Regions from separate parts of the Homo sapiens genome. Here region 2 is linked to region 1. A link is a loop called in an ENCODE intact Hi-C map of the cell type or tissue named here. Cell type or tissue: transverse colon. All regions are shown on one strand.

Evidence for each region. Hi-C counts contacts between places; a loop is a spot of excess contacts. Peaks named below come from ENCODE experiments on the same cell type or tissue, not always from the same donor. Only the 100,000 strongest peaks of a DNase experiment are listed, where the experiment ranks them.
Region 2: a loop joins it to region 1, with 14 times the contacts of the local background. A loop is called at or near these places in 1 of 110 quality-filtered maps.

What each region holds. Positions count from the first base shown.
Region 1 is chr12:31,287,311-31,291,310 of GRCh38, forward strand. SINHCAF (SIN3-HDAC complex associated factor) reads right to left here. Exons shown (of 6, transcript NM_001135812.2): 5 at 324-474. Among named protein-coding and RNA genes, the nearest start is that of FLJ13224, 35 kb to the right of the region's middle. In transverse colon, no CTCF peak of the experiment used is centred here; a DNase peak (open chromatin) is centred at 2,331; H3K27ac peaks cover 468 bases.
Region 2 is chr12:31,485,571-31,489,570 of GRCh38, forward strand. The region is part of intron 2 of DENND5B (DENN domain containing 5B); the gene reads right to left. Among named protein-coding and RNA genes, the nearest start is that of DENND5B-AS1, 100 kb to the right of the region's middle. In transverse colon, no CTCF peak of the experiment used is centred here; no DNase peak of the experiment used is centred here.

The sequences.
Region 1 (4,000 bases):
CTTTATCTCTAGTATATTTTTGGTCACGTCTTTTTGAAGGACCAACTCTTAGTTTTACTGATTCTCTCCACTGCATATTGTCTTTCTACTCCACTTATCTAGCAATAGGCAATGTAGGTACCTTGATGTGATTTTTATTTTAAATAAATTTTAATAGGAAGAACATACAAAAATCCCACTTCCCTGCTCAATTCCTGCTTAATCCACTGCAATCGTGTGTTACCAACTGTTTGCCAAATGCCATTTAATTGCTAAGGAAGTAGAAAAATACTGCCCATAATTAAGATGGTTTGCTGGTTAGAGAGATACTTTGTTTCTTTTACCTTTTCCAGTAAGTGAGATCTAAAAAGGAAAAAACTGGTGTTCTGTTAGAACCAGAAGCCATCTCTGTATCTGAGCCGTCATCTGACTGGTTACTGTAACAAGGAGATTGAGCTGGGGAGGCACTTGAGGTGGTACTGTGAGCATCAGAATCTGCAATAAAGATTAAGAGAAAAAATAAAATTTTCAATTTCATTACATGTAATTGCAACTAAACCTCAGCATAAGACACTGTGAAAGAGTTGGTAAAAAAGAAAAAGTAAAAAATAATTCATTTTCTATGCACTACTGATATTTGAAGATATTCAGACTAACGTGTTTTTTAAAGAAGTGAAGAAGATGGAATAGACATACTTCCTATTCCTCCTGCTTATACAACTAAAATCCCTGGATATTATATATAAAACAAACCTGAGACTCCAAAAGGTGATGATCATCTAGGGAGCTCAAGACCCAAGGCAAGCCATGGTGGTAGGTTCCTTAGTTTTTCTGGATTTTCCTTTTGCCTCATAATCCCCAGCTTTGGAAGTGAAACAGCAGCCACCCAGAAATGCCAATGTGTACAGACAATCAAAACAACAACAACAAAACAAAAATCCAAAACCCCAATTAAAACCTGATCTCTCTAGCAAAGAACTAGGAAAAGGGCAGCCTAGCCAGACAGAAAACATTTCTGAACACTAACCTTCCTGTTCCAGCCAAACCCACGGAAAAAACTGTGGACACCTTTCCTAACCCCAGCAGAGGCTGAGGTGAAGAGCCTACATTTCCACCCTCACAAGACTTAGGAAGCACCCCAACACCTATACCAGGGTGGTGTCAGAGGAAGCCTAGCGAAGTCAGGATTTTCATTATGGCCCACTAAGTACAAGGCCACCCTCACCAGGTGGTAGCCTGAACTCTCTCCTGACATCCAGTAGTAACAAGGAGCCTCCCCCTCCCCCCAACCTCAGATGTCAATGGAGGTTGAGAGAGAAACTGGAATTCTAACACCTGGCGGTAAGTAATAGGGTGGTGAGGCCCCTCCCTCTTTCCCTGCCCTGAGGGGTGTCAAAAAAGCCAGTTAAAATAGAAGGGTTAAATAAGACCCAGAGTCTCACAACATAATCTGAAAATGTCCAGGTTTCAATAAAAAATTACATCAGTCCAAGAATCAGGAAGATCTCAAACTAAATGAAAAGGCCAACACTAAGATGACAAAGACATTAGAATTATCTGACCAAGATTTTAAAGCAGCCACGACAAAAATGCTTCAGTGAGCAATTATGAACATGTTTGAAATAAATGAAAACATAGGCTTGGCAAAGAAATAGGAAGCCTCAGTAAAAATAAGATAGAAAACTATAAGGAAAAAATAAATGGAAAATTTGTAACTGAAAAAAATACAATAAAGAAAATAAAAACCACAGTGGATGGGCTGAGCAACATGGAGGGGAGAGAGAAAACAAACAGTGAACTGGAAGAAAGAACAACAGAAATTGCCCCATATGAACGACACAGAAAACAAATGAACAGAGCAGGAGAAACCTGTGGAGCTTAGTCAAACATACATCTACATTCATGTCATTGCAGTCCTGGAGGGAGAGGAAAAAGAGAATAGAGGTGAAAAAGTACTCAAATATAGTGGCTGAAAACTTGTGAAATTTGGCGAGACATAAACCTAAGACTCAAGAAGCTAACCAAAGCCCAACAGAATAAACCCAAAGAAATCCATGCCAAAACACGTCATAATTAAGCCTCTATAAACTAAACCAAGAGAAAAATCTTGAAAGCAGCCAAAGAATAATGACATTATACCTATAAAGAGAAAACAAAAGATCCTGATTTAATAAGGAATAAAGGCAGTTCATTAGATGCAGAGCTAACCCTGATTTAATACTTTGCCTGTTTATGTGAAGATGTCAGATAAATGTACAAGCCAGAAAATAAGTTTCTTAGTTAACAGTCATTGTGCTATAAGGCTGTTGTACTGCCACGTCACAGCAAGAGCAGTATCATAAACCTCATAAACACAGGTGGGGCCTACCATACACCTTGCCCATCCCAGGACACGTTGACAGAGCAATCCTTCCATTCAGATAACCAATCAAGTACTTATTAAATATTTATAAGGCATCAAATCCTATGTTACATGCTGCATGGAAAGAAACAGACTAAAGAAAATTTGGGTTTTTTTTTTTTTTTAATTATTTTTATCTTTTGGTTTTCCTTGAGACCGGATCTCACTCTGTCACCCAGGCTGAAGTGCAGTGGCATGACCACAGCTCACTGCAGTCTCAACCTCCTGAGCTCAAGCAATCCTCCCGTCTCAGTCTCCTGAGTAGCTGGGACCACAGGCACACACCACCACACTCGGCTGGTTATTTTTTTAATTTTTAGCAGAGACAAGGTCTCGTTATTTGCCCAGACTGGTCTGGAGCTCCTAGCCTCAAGCGATCCTCCCACCTCGGCCTCCCAAAGTGCTGCAATTACAGGCATGGTCACACCTAGCCAAGAAAATGTTTTTGTTTTTGTTTGTTTGTTTGTTTGTTTGTTTAAAACAGAGTCTCACTCTGTCGCCCAGGCTGGAGTGCAGTGGCTGGATCTCAGCTCACTGCAGCCTCCAACCTCTTGGATTTTCATGCCTCAGCCTCTCGAGTAGCTACAACTACAGGTGTGCACTACCACACCCAACTAATTTTTTTATATTTTTAGTAGACAGGATTTCGCCATGTTTGCCAGGCTGGTCTTGAACTCCTGGCCTCCCAAAGTGCTGGGATTACAGGTGTGAGCCACCACACCCAGTCAAGAAAACGTTTTCTGAATAGAGCTCACAAATATTTTATATTTACAAATATTTACATAAAACAGCATAAAATTAGGTATCTAAAAGAAAGCCCCGTTAGTATTTTTAATATGTTAACTTAGCAAACAAAATCCTCAAGAGTAGCAGGTTTTAAAAAAATGAGTCTAGTGGGATGTTTAAGACTTCCTAAATAATTAACATCAACAGACACCTCTATGCTGCTGAGGAAAACTCACTCTCCTAGGAAGTGCTTAATATCTTTAAACTATTTGAAATTTCAATTATCTGACCATTTTTGTTTTGTTTTGTTTTTGTTTTCGGAGACGGAGTTTTGCTCTTGTTGCCCAGGCTGGAGTGCAATAGCACAATCTCGGCTCACCACAACCTCTGCCTCCCAGGTTCAAGCAATTTTCTTGCCTCTGCCTCCCAAGTAGCTGGGATTACAGGCATGCACCACCACGCCCAGCTAATATTGTATTTTTAGTAGACACGGGGTTTCTCCATGTTGGTCAGGCTGGTCTCAAACTCCCAACCTCAGGTGATCCACCTGCCTCGGCCTCCCAAAGTGCTGGGATTAGAGGTGTAAGCCTCCATGCCCAGCCCAAACTGCAATTTTAAGTCTTAAAAATTACGTAGGATTTAGAAGGCACCAAGGAGTGATTAGATGGCATCAAGTCGGTAGGGACAATGGGCAAAGTCAATGAGCAAAGCTGTGGAAGCCAAAAACACTCCAGGAACTGACTCAGCTCAAACAAAAATAGGACCTTCAAACACTTTCTAGGAATTCTCAACCATATTTTATAGTAAGCAGAAATCACTGCAGATTTTGAAAAGGATGACACAAAAAGAATAGCTAACATTTATAGACGAATTTATTTTGTTTTACAAAGCCAT
Region 2 (4,000 bases), 200 kb after region 1:
TTTTGTTCCAACACAATTTTATTTATAAAAACAGTCAGCTGGACAGATTTGGCCTGGGGGCCATGTATGCCCACCCCTGGCCTAGTCAAGTAAAATGCAACAGCAGTGACAAGTGACAGAGTGACTTTTGAGCAGAGGCTAAAAAAGGCAATACAGCTTCCATCTCCTCTCTCTCTCTCTCTCTCTCTCTCTGGTAACCTGGTAACACACTCTGGGAGCCCTGAGGCAACATATAAAAAGTTTAGCTAGCCTGAAGCTGCCTGACTGGTGAGACCAAATGAAAGACCACACAGAGACAGAAGGAGCCCTAGCTATATGCCTGGTCCAGGAGACAGGCCTGTGAGTGGGTGAGCTTTCAGATGATTTCAGTCCTCAGACTTCAAACCTTCCAAACTAACACCAAGTAGAATACAGGCGCAGCCAACCAAAAGCTACCTACATTGCAGATATGTAGGCTAAGTAATGATTTTGTTGCTTTAAATCAAGGGTCAGCAAACAACAGCCCTGCTATGGGTTTAAATATATGTGTGCCTCCAAAATTCATATGCTGGAACATCACTTCAGGGTGACGGTATTAAAAGGTGGGGACTTTTGGGAAGTGATTAAGTCATGCAGGCTCTGCCCTCATGAAAGGATTCGTCCTTCTTATAAAAGGTTGAAGGGAGCAGCACCCTAGTGCTTTCTGCCATGTGAGGATACAACATTTGTCCTCTCTGGAGTACACAATAACAAAGTACCATCTTAGAAGCAGAGACTAGGCCATCATTAGACCCTAAACCTACAGACACCTTGATCTTGTACTTTCAACCTCTAGAACTGTGAGAAATAAATTCTTATTCCTTGTAAGTTACTCAGTCTGAAGTATTTTATTTTAGCAGGAGGAATGGAGTAAGAAAAACCCTTAGGTCAAATACAATCTGCCACCTGATCTGTAAATAGTTTCACTGGGATTCAGTCACAACCATCCACTTATGCACTGTCTATGGATGCCTTCACACTACAACAGCAGAGCTGGGTGACTGTGGCAGAAACTGTATGCCCACAATACCTCAACTACTTATTATTTGGTTCTTCATGAAAAAAATTGCCAAGCCCTATTTTAAGCCATTAACTGGTAGGCGGATGGATTGTCATGCAGCGATAGATAATCAAAATACTTCCTTACTTCCCTTAAGTCTCTACATAAATACTACCTTAGAGAGGTCTTCCTTTACCTTTCCATAAAAAATAGTGTTCTCTTCATCTTTTGCATGCCATAAAATGTTACTCCTCTAAAAAGTATTTATTGTGGAGAAGCAATTAAAGTCTTGCACCACTGTAAACATATGTACATTATATAAACATACACATTACTAGTATTGTATAATTCTGTTTGATCTCTACATTGCCAGCTACTCAAGGGCTAGTACTTCATTTCAATAACTTTAAACATTCAAGGGAACTGCAATGGAATAATATACCATTTGGGGCCATAACAGGTGGTGACTGATAACATGGGTAAAAAGAAAAAACTGTGAAGCTCAGCATTAGTGCACCAGTGAAAATGTCTTCATATTTCATATCATTGAATATGAGATGTGGAAAGGACTAAGGCAGATTTACTCAATTCTTTTACATATTAAATTACTATGTATATTTGGATAGAATGAGATATAGACTTAGGTAAAACCTATGAATACCTGGATTTGGTAGGGGGTAAAAGCCACTTATTCCTAGTCTTAGGAATAACTGTATAAGGAAAGGCTATGGCAGAATCTTTTAATAATTCTACGTTCACATTAAGGCTGATTTCATCATAACAAGTTAATGAGTTGCTCTGCTGATAGCATGAATAAAAACTCATTTGGCTGGGTGTAGTGGCTCACACCCATAATCCCAGTACTTCGGGAGGCTGAGACGGGTGGATTGCCTGAGCTCAGGAGTTCAAGACCACCAGCCTGGGCAACATGACGAAACCCTGCCTCTACTAAAAATACAAAAAATTAGCCGGGCGTGGTGGGACACACCTGTAGCCCCAGCTACCTGGAAGGCTGAGGCACGAGAATCGCATGAATCCGGGAGGCAGAGGTTGCAGTGAGCCAAGACTGCACCACTGCACTCCAGCCTAGAAGACAGAGTGAGACTGTCTCAAAAAAACAAACAAACAAAAACAACAAAAAACCCTAAAAACCCAAAAACTTCATTTGACACATTTATTGTAGTCAATAAAGATTGTAGAAGGGATAATTTGAATTATTCTTGCTCCAGGCTAAACTCAAACTTGTTTAGCACAGTGCATGGCATATAACAATTGGTTGAATGAATAAATGAATGAACAAGAAAACAAACAAAAACAGCTGGGGGTAAAGCACCAGGCTTAGTTCACCTCTTGATCTGGTCTGTAATTCTTTTTTTGTCTTTTTGGAGACGGAATCTCACTCTGTCGCCCAGTCTGGTATGCAGTGGTGTGATGTCAGCTTACTGCAACCTCCACCTCCTGAGTTCAAGCAATTCTCCTGCCTCAGCCTCCCAAGTAGCTGGGATTACAAGTGTGTGCGATTATAGGCGTGCATACCCGGCTATTTTTTTTTTTTTTTTGTACTTTTAGTAGAGACGAGGTTTCACCATGTTGGCCAGGCTGGTCTTGAACTTCTGGTCTCAAGTGATCCACTCGCCTCAGCTTCCCAAAGTGCTGGGATTACAGTGTGAGCCACAGTGCCTGGACTTCAGCTTGTAATTCTTTTTCCATCAAGTAGGCAATACAGAAACATAGTGACCACCAAAGTCAACATAAAGATTTAATTTAATTGATAGGCGTTCCTGTCATCCTAAATCACAAAATCATAGCTCAACTGCTGTTGAACAGCTGCCAAATATTCCCTTAAGGGTTTGTAGCTTTCTTGAGCGCACATTCAAACATTTACAGAAAAAGCTTGCCAAAAGTTGTACTCAAAGTGAAGAATGGCTTTCTATGCTACAGACAACAGATGTAAGAATTTTTCCTAAATGCTCTTCCAACAAATCAAAAAAAGTAAGAACTATATATCTAATCGGGAAACATGAACTGCAAAATGCTATTATTTTTCCATTTTTAAAAGATATACAGTACTGTTTTATATCAGGAACTACAAGATACTTTCTCAGAAAACCTGAGTTTCATCAGAATTGTTAAACTGTCAGGAACTACAAGAAATCTCAGAAAACCTGAAATATAAATCAAGATTTGTTTATCACGGTATTAAACATTTCTAATTAACCCTTAACTTTGCTATCTACTAACAATACCCCCTCACCATCCCACAATAAAACAACTAAAAATTAGAGGTGTCACTGATGATCAGACTACTACTAGTAACCAGATTACTTTAGCCAAAGCAGGCTTATAATGACAAGTGTGTAACTTTCCCAGTTTGAGTCAGCAAATGTTCTTATATTTCTCTAGACCGTTTCAGGCAGTTTGGCTAGAATTTTAAAATTCCTTTTTCCACATCTTGTAGTTCTATGACTTCCATGGCCTCTCCCTCATTATGCAAATACAATCATATACTGTATAACCACACTCTGGTCAACAATGGACTGCCTATAGGACAACGGCTGGAGCAATACGTTATACCATATAACTTAGAAGTATAGTAGGCTATATCACCTAGGTCTGTGTATGTGTATATACACTCTATGATGTTTGCACAATAAAATCACCTAACAACACATTTCTCAGAATGTCTCCCTCCCTCCCTCCCCTCTTCTCTCCCTCCTTCCATAAACACTTATTTTGTCCCATGTTTTGCATTAGATCTTGGTAACTCAAAAGACAAAGATAAAAATAATCCTTTCCTTTAGGGAGTTCACAGTCTAGTAGGAAAGACAGACACAGAAACCAGCAGTTACCAAAAAAATGTGATCAGTGTTGCTACGGACTCTGTTCGAGATATCATAAGAAAAGACAGAGTAACTACTCCTGCTTAAGAGATGGTTTTGCAGTGGAGGTCACACCTAGTCAAGGACAGGGAAGAGAAGTATT